Regions from separate parts of the Homo sapiens genome. Here region 1 is linked to region 2. Evidence: read pairs that join two places in POLR2A ChIA-PET (ENCODE). Cell type or tissue: B cell. All regions are shown on one strand. Links, peaks and the distances in the headings refer to the core of each region. The heading gives the core; the rest is flanking DNA. Region 1 overlaps RFC2 (replication factor C subunit 2). Region 2 has its middle 39 kb from the start of GTF2IRD1.

Region 1 (4,386 bases), core at 109-4,108, 170 kb before region 2:
TTGGCCAGGCTGGTCTTGAACTCCTGACCTCAGGTGATCCTCCTGCCTCAGCCTCCGGGGTGACTTTTAAAGCTCTGCCCTTCCCTGCCTCTCTTCTTGGAGTCCGAGCTAGACAGCCCACTGTCCCAGGAGGGTGCCAGGTCTCTGTCTCTTTCTCTTGTTGTACCTTGTGCAGCTGTCACTTCCCTCCCCTTCCCCATGGAAGGGGCATGGCAGGCACAGGATGCCCACGCCTGAATGGTAGCAGCCCACATACCTGCCTCATGTCTCCCTGGGCCGTGAAGATGATGGCTTCTAGGCCGTCATCAGTGTAGGGTACCCTCTCCTTCTCGATAACATTCATCAGCCTGGTGAGGATCTGGGCGTCGGTCAGCTTTGTGTACCGGAGGACTGCACAGCGGGACTGAATGGGCTCTGAACAGAGACGGGACAGTAGTGAGGCTTCCCTGCAGAGGCCGGCATCATCCTGCTAGCTCTTTGGTCATAAGGCTGCAGCTGCACAATCCACACAGCCCCAGGCACTCAATAGAGACTTGGTAGGCCGGACACGAGGGCTCACGCCTGAATCCCAGCACTTTGGGAGGCTGAGGCGGGAGGATCACTTGAGGACAGGAGTTTGAGACCAGCCTGGACAACATGGTGAAACCCCATCTCTACTAAAAATACAAAAATTAGCTGGGTGTGGTGTCGCACGTCTGTAATCCTAGCTACTCAGGAGGCTAAGGCAAGAGACTCGCTTGAGCACGAGAGTTGGAGGCTGAAGTGAGCCAAGATCACACTACTGCACTCCAGCCTGGACAACAGAGCGAGGCTGTGTCTCCAAAAAAAAAAAAAAAAAAAAGAGAGAGAGAGAGACTTGGTAAACACAGGGTGATATGTCAAGGTGTCAACCAATAAGCAATGACAGAGGCCTCAGTTGGCACTGCCCACATGGCCTTGGCTAGCCACGGCTTCCAGACGGGGAAATGATCCTCCAGTAGAAACACATCCATGTGCCTGCCACAAGCTGTTAGATGAGTCAGCCCTGGCCCAGGTGGACTCTGGAATTGGTGTGTGCTGGATGTTGGCCCTTCTGGGCACATGACAATTCAATCTGAATGGGCCAACCCAGTTTCTTTCTTTTTTTTTCATAGACAGGGTTTTGCTGTTGCCCAGGCTGCTCTCGAACTCCTGGCCTCAAGTAGTCTTCCTGCCTCAGCCTCCCAAAGTGCAGGGATTACAGGTGTGAGCCACCATGCCTGGCCAGTTTCTTTCTTTCTTTTTTTTACTGAGACCAAGTCTCTCTGTTGCCCAGGCTGGAGTGCAGTGGTGTGATCTAGGCTCACTGCAACCTCCACCTCCCAGGTTCAAGTGATTCTCCTGTCTCAGCCTCCTGAGTAGCTGGGATTACAGGCGCACGCTATCACACCCGGCTAATTTTTGTATTTTTAGTAGAAATGGGGTTTCACCATGTTGGCCAGGTTGGTCTCGAACTCCAGACCTTAGGGGATCCACCTGCCTCGGCCTCCCAAAGTGCTGGGATTACAGGCATGAGCCACTGTGCCCTGCCAAATCAAGACCTAGGAATGCATTTTTCTCCATTTCATTGCTGGCATCTGCAAAGTGGAGAATACTTCTCATTAAACTCCACGAGCTCTCCACTAGCATGGTGCCTGGCGGCTACTAAGAACCAGAGTTAAGCGTTCGGTGAATGGGTTAATGAATCAATGCACAAATCAGTGCGATTTTGGGAAGGGAAAAGAATGCAAAGGATTCTTGACACTGCTGAGAGCCCCACCAGGGCTGGTAGCCATGACTTTGTGGGTGCCATATTTGGTAATGCGCTCGTCGGCAACAGCGGCCTGGGTGGCAAGGGGGTTGTCAGATGGATGAGCTCATATGGTTGGGGTTCAGCAGGGCAGAAGTGAGGCAAAGAAAGCGGCTGAGAGAGCAATGAAAAATGAGGAAAGAGGACAGCTGGGCTGTGCAGGCAGCCTGTGTCAGAAAGAGAAGGATGGGCCAGCCGTGGTGGCTCACGCCTATAATCCCAGCACTTTGCGAGGCCGAGGTGGGCAGACCACTTGAGGCCAGGCGTTCTAGACCAGCCTGGGCAACATGGTGAAACCTCGTCTCTAAGAAAAATACAAAAATTAGCCTGGCATGGTGGCACATGCCTGTAATCCCAGCTACTGAGGAGGCTGAGGTAGGAAAATCACTTGAATCCAGGCAGCGGAGATAGCAGTGAGCTGAAATCGCAACACTGCACTCCAGCCTGGGCGACAGAGCGAGACTCTCTCTACAAAAAAAAGAAAGAGAAGGATGTGAAACCAGCAGGAAGTTGACAGACTAGAGCACTCTTGGGACCTGGGGCGGGACAAACCCATGCAGAAGCAGACAGGCTGCAGGGAGGGAGGTGGAAGGGCAAACAGTAAGGTTAGAGAAAAGACGGACTGCAGGATTTGAGAGAGGAGCTTCCCGGAGGCAACAAATTCCAATGTACAGATACTGCCTATACCAAGTACTCAGAGCACATGAATAGCACAAGAAGGTATCTGGAGAGCGACTGTGATCGTGACACCGTGCAGGGGACATCAACAACATCCTTGTGCCTCCAAGAGTGCAAGAGGGTGATAGAACTGGGGCTCCAATCCCAGCTGCTCTTGCACTTGCTCTGACTTTGGGGAAACTACTCAACCTCTCCAAGCTCGTTTTCTTTCTCTTTTTTCCTTAGATCCTAAACATCAGGATAAGCTCCAGTTTTCTCATCTCTAAACTGAAGCGAATAATACCTCCTCATAGGATTATGTAAGATTAAATTTAAAAGTTGATTACAATGGGAAACATGTGCATAATATATACAATTTCTCCTTGTCAATTAAAAAAATATAAATTTAAAAACTTGATTATATAGTGCTTGGCCCATGCTACACAATAAAAAAATCCCTACTCTTCCAGCGCTAAAGAGCCAAGGCGAGGCCAGGTGCAGTGGCTCACATCTGTAATTCCAGCACTTTGGGAGGCCGAGGCAGGCGATCACGAGGTCAGACGTTTGAGACCAGCCTGGCCAACATGGTGAAACCCCATCTCTTAAAAAAAAAAAAAAAAAAAAAAAATTAGCTGGGTGTGGTTGTGCGAGCCTGTAATCCCAGCTACGCAGGAGGCTGAAGCACAAGAATTGCTTGAACCTTGGAGGTGGAGGTTGCAGTGATCTGAGATCGTGCCATTGCACTCCAGCCTAGGCGACAGAGTGAGACTTTGTCTCAAAAAAAAAAAAAAAATCCAGGTGTGGTGGCACAGGCCTGTAGTCTCAGCTACTGGGAGGCTGAGGCAGGAAGACCACTTGAGCACAGGAGTTTGAGGCTGCAGTGAGCTGTGATGGCACCACTGCACTCCAGCCTGAGCGAAGAGGGAGACCACATCTATAAAAAAGAAAAAAGCCCAGTTGAGCACCACGTGGCCCCCAGCCACCGAAAGCTCCCACTCACCGATGATCTTATCCGAAGCATTACAAGCAAGGGCGAAGCGAGTGGTTTTAGAGTAGATTTCCATGGTTCTCCTCAAGGCTTGCTGGGCTCCGTCGGTCATGCTGAGAAGAAAAACACAAGTTTGCAAGTGGGACCCAGAGACCATGTGACACAAATCGTTCCCTATACAAAAACCCAGGACATAAGACACATCCAATGTCCTAAATGAGGGTCTCATTGGAAGTACGCAGGCCATCCCTCTAATGCTAACACCTGCAGGCCGCTCTCTCAAAGACTGTGCAAACAGCATTTAGTACCTACAGCATCAGAACAACCCTCAAGTGAAACTCACGAAAACCACGATCTACAAGGGCTGCCATCACACTTGTGGGAATTGGTTCTCTCCAGTCCTTCATGACACAAATTCAGGAGAACAATCATGACACCAGCTGCCAACTTTTCTTTCTTCCTTTTTTATTCTTTTTTTTTTCTTAAAGAGACAGGTTCTTGCTGTCACCCAGGCTGCAGTGCAATGGTGGAATCATAGCTCACTGCAGCCTCGAACTCCTGGGCTCAAGCAATCCTCCCATCTCAAAAGGCTGATGCGGGAGGACCGCTTGAGACCAGGAGTTCGAGACCAGCCTGGGCAACAAAGTAAGACCTCTATTTCTACAAAAAATTTTAAAAAATACAAAAAAGCCTGTTTACCAGATTATCATAATGTAGAGCAATGCCTACAACATTAAAAGGAAAAACCAGGATACAAAAATTATATATATTATGATCTCAACTGTGTAAACATTGATAGTATATAAAAAGAGAAGAAAAAAAGCAAGTTATTAATGGCCAGGCATAGTGGCTCATGCCTGTAATCCCAGCACATTGGGAGGCCGAGGCAGGTGGCTCTCTTGAGGTCAGGAGTTCAAGACCAGCCTGGCCAACA
Region 2 (4,386 bases), core at 175-4,174:
GGCCAAGGCAGGTGGATCACTTGAGGTCAGGAGTTCGAGACCAGCCTGGCCAATATGGCGAAACCCTGTCTCTACTAAAAATACAAAAATTATCTGGGGGTGATGGTGCACATCTGTAGTCCCAGCTACTCTGGAGCTCTGGAGGCTGAGGCAAAAGAATTACTTGAACTCGGGAGGTGAGGTTTCAATGAGCTGAGTTCTCGCCACTGCACTCCAGCCTGGGTGACCGGGTGAGACTGTGTCTCCAAAAAAAAAAAAAAAGAAAGAAAGAAAAAGAAAATTACAAGACAGCCCAGACCCCAGACCCTGCTTGAGGTTCCACAGTGAAAAATACCCAGATAGAGCACACTCTTAGGAAATATTCTCCCAGGGGTGGGTGCAGTGACTCATGCCTGTAATCTCAGTGCTTTGAGAGGACAAGGTGGGAGGATCACTTGAGTCCAGGAGTTTGAGACCAGCCTGTGCAACATGGTGAGACCCCATCTCTACAAAAAAATAAAACAATTAGCTGGGGATGGTGGTGTGCACTTGTAGTCCCTGCTACTAGCGAGGCTGAGGCAGGAGGATCACTTGAGCCCAGGAATTGGAGGCTGCAGTGAGTTATGATCGTGTCACTGCACTCCAGCCTTGGTGACAGAACAAGACCTTTTTTTGAAAAAGAAAATATTCTTCCAGGAAAATCTAGAAGACATGACATCTCAGACATTTGAAAATTGTAAGCATTATGGATAGAAGAAACCTGGATATGGTGATGATCTTTATTTAGTGTGAGCTATGCAAAAAAAGTAGCATGATGGCTGGGCCCAGTGGCTCACACTTGTAATCCCAGCACTTTGGGAAGCTGAGATGGGAGGATCACTTGAGCACAGGAGTTATAGACCAGCCTGGGCAACATAGCAAGATCCCATCTCTATAAACAAATGTGGTTTTTTGTTTGTTTGTTTGTTTGTTTGTTTGTTTTTTAATTAGCCAGGCATGGTGGCACATGCCTATAGTCCCAGCTACTCTGGAAGCTGAGGTTGGAGGATCGCTTAAGCCCAGGAATTGGAGGCTGCAGTGAGCTATAATCATGTCAACTCACTGCAGCCTGGGCAACAGAGTGAAGCCTTGTCTCTAAATAAAAACATTAAAAATAAAAGAATCTAGAATGTAAACCACACGGCGAGCTTACATATTCCAAATGCCTAGACTTGTGCCTGGATTCATGCTCAACAAATAATTTGTTGAATAAATAACACACAAAGAAAATAAAAAGTCTTGGCCGGGCGCGGTGGCTCACGCCTGGAATCCCAGCACTTTGGGAGGCCGAGGCAGGTGGATCATGAGGTCAGGAGATCGAGACCATCCTGGCTAACATGGTGAAACCCTGTCTCTACTAAAAAATACAAAAAATTAGCCAGGCGTGGTGGTGCGCGCCTATAGTCCCAGCTACTCAGGAGGCTGAGGCAGGAGAATGGTGTGAACCCAGGAGGCAGAGCTTGCAGTGAGCCGAGATCATGCCACTGCACTCCAGCCTGGGCGACAGAGTGAGACTCCATCTCAAAAAAATAAATAAATAAAATAAAAAGCCTAACATAGGTCTAATCGGGTGGCAAAGAAAATAGAATTGAAGAAAAGCATTATTTAAAGAGGAAACAGCTGAGAAACTTCCAGAATTGATGAAAGATGTGAATGCAAAGTACAAAGAAATCCAGGCCAGGCGCGGTGGCTCACGCCTGTAATCCCAGCACTTTGGGAGGCCGAGTCAGGCAGATCGTTTGAGGTAAGGAGTTCAAGACCAGCCTGGCCAACATGGTGAAAACCTGTCTCTACTAAAAATACAAAAATTAGCCAGACTTGGTGGTGGGAACCTGTAATGCCAGCAACTCGGGAGGCTGAGGCAGGAGAATCTCTTGAACCCAGGAGGCAGAGGTTGTAGTGAGCTGAGATCGCACCATTGCACTCCAGCATGGGTGACAAAGTGAGACTCCAGCTCAAAAAAAAAAAAAAAAAAGAACTCCAAATATTATAAATAAAAAGAAATCCAGGCCAGGTACAGTGGCTCACGCCTGTAATCCCAGCACTTTGGGAGGCTGAGGCAGGCGGATCACCTGAGGTCCAGAGTTCGAGACCAGCCTGGCCAACACGGTGAAACCCCGTCTCTACTAAAAATACAAAAATTAGCCAATGTGGTGGCACCACCTATACTCCCAGCTACTTGGGAGGCTGAAGCAGGAGAATCGCTTGAACCCAGGAGGTGGAAGTTGCAGTGAGCTGAGACTGTGCCACTGCACTCCAGCCTGGGTGACAGAGACAGACTCCATCTCAAAAATAAATAAATAAATAAAAATAAAAGGAAATACACATCTACGCACATTATATAAAATATAATTGGCAGAATGCCAAAGGCAAAGATCCAAGCAGGATTCACAGGGCATAGTCTTAACAGCAACTTTATTTTTCTCTCCCAATTTGTCCTTAAACCTCTCCAAGTAGGGGTTGACCTGCCCGTTACTGGAGAAAAACTTGGACAGGCCCTTCCACTTCATCATGCTCTCAAAAAGTGGGCGAGGCTGGATGCGGTGGCTCATGCCTATAATCCCAGCACTTTGGGAGGCAGAGGTGGAAGGATCGCTTGAGGTCAGGAGTTCAAGACCAGCCTGGGCAGCATAGCCAGACCCCAAAATCTAAAAAAAAAAAAAAGCTGGGCATGGTGCTACATGCCTGTGGTCCCAGCTACTAGGGAGGCTGAGGCAGGAGGATCACTTGAGCCCAGGAGTTCAAGGTTGCAGTGAGTTATAACCATGCCATTGCACTCCAGCCTGGGCAACAGAGCAAGACCCTGTTTCCAAAAAAAAAAAAAAAGAATCGCAAACATAGCCTCAATTCAGGACCTAAAATCTTAGGCACCCATCCACTGCCAGGGAGGGATAACAAGCTCTCCAAGGAGGCCCACCCCGCCTATGAGGCTTCAGCTGGGGGATGGCAACCCCACCCTCGCCTGGAAGGTGGGATTCGCCACACAGCTCTGTCCAAACCTGTAGTTCTCAACCGGGGATACTTGCCCCCTCGGGGACATTTAGCAATGTCTAGAGACGTTATTGGTGGTCACAACGGGGGCATGCTACCGGCATGTAGGGAACAGAGGCCAGGAATGCTGCTAAATACCCTACGATGCATAGGACAGAGCCCCGGAACAAAGAATTATCCCACCTAGAGCCTCAATAGTGTGAGGTTAAGACAGTGCCCTAAAGCAATTCTCCTCGCTCATTTTTTCTCATCACCAACAGCTGGGGCCTCCTTTTATAAATTCTGATGTAGGTGAATTGCCTAGTACCACCTTATAACTCACAGGACTGTAGATTTGTGATCAAGAGGCAGCTTCAGCCAGGTGTGGTGGCTCACACCTGTAATCCCAGCACTTTGGAAGGCAGAGATGGGAGGATCGCTTGAGGCCAGGAGTTTGAGACAATCCTGGACAATATAGTGAGAGTCCCATCTCTACCAAAAATATATATATATTTATATATTTTTAAATATATATATTTTTAAAATATTATATATATTTATATATTTTTAAATATTTTATATAGATATATATTTTGTTGCCCAGGCTGCAGTGCAGTGGTGCGTTCTTGGCTCACTGTAACCTCCGCCTCCCGGGTTCAAGCGATTCTCCTGCCTCAGCCTCCTGAGTAGCTGGGATTACAGGCGCCCACCACCACGCCCAACTAATTTTTTCGTATTTTTAGTAGAGGGGGGGTTTCATCATGTTGGCCAGGCTGGTCTCGAACTCCTGACCTCAGGTGATCCACCTGCCTCTGCCTCCCAAAGTGCAAGGATTACAGGCATGAGCCACCGCGCCCAGCCTATATATATATATTTTTTTTTAACTGGCCAAGCACAGTGGCACACTCTGTAGTCCCAGCTATTCAGGAGGCTGAGGCAGAAGGATTGCTTGAGCCTGGGAGGTCGAGGTTGCAGTGAGCTATGATTGTGCCACTGCACTCCAGCCTGGGCAACAGAGCAAGACCCTGTCTCAGAAAAAAAAAAAAAAAAAAGGCAGCACCTTGCAGCAGCTGAGACCCAAGTTCCAACTCTGACTTGGGCAGTAACCAGCCTGTGGCCCTGGGCAGAGCCCTTCCCTCCCCAGCTTCAGTTTTCTCATCTATAAAGTGGTAACATAAGCCCCAGGCAGGGGTCACAGCTGAACATCTTGGGAATCATGGTTTGGGTAGGGGTTGGGGGGACATCCTTCTCTGGGTCACTCCTGGGATGTGGCCCTGGGTCCAGCTTTGGGAAAATTAAATAAAGCTTGGAGCATCAGTGTTTTGGGGGTGGGGATTGAACCAGTGTGGTCTGAAGCAGGGGGCGGGGTGTCCTCATGACCCTTCCGCCCCAAGGTTC

The links. ChIA-PET counts read pairs that join two places held together with the same protein. Peaks named below come from ENCODE experiments on the same cell type or tissue, not always from the same donor. Only the 100,000 strongest peaks of a DNase experiment are listed, where the experiment ranks them.
Region 1: POLR2A ChIA-PET joins it to region 2 with 5 read pairs; 3 of 35 experiments call an interaction of 5 or more read pairs at or near these places.

The regions. Positions count from the first base shown.
Region 1 is chr7:74,239,682-74,244,067 of GRCh38, forward strand. It overlaps RFC2 (replication factor C subunit 2), which reads right to left. Exons shown (of 11, transcript NM_181471.3): 6 at 3,465-3,565; 7 at 257-414. Among named protein-coding and RNA genes, the nearest start is that of RFC2, 13 kb to the right of the region's middle. In B cell, for the core only: no CTCF peak of the experiment used is centred there; a DNase peak (open chromatin) is centred at 2,320; H3K4me3 peaks cover 1,019 bases; H3K27ac peaks cover 605 bases.
Region 2 is chr7:74,412,422-74,416,807 of GRCh38, forward strand. No RefSeq gene overlaps it. Among named protein-coding and RNA genes, the nearest start is that of GTF2IRD1, 39 kb to the right of the region's middle. In B cell, for the core only: no CTCF peak of the experiment used is centred there; no DNase peak of the experiment used is centred there.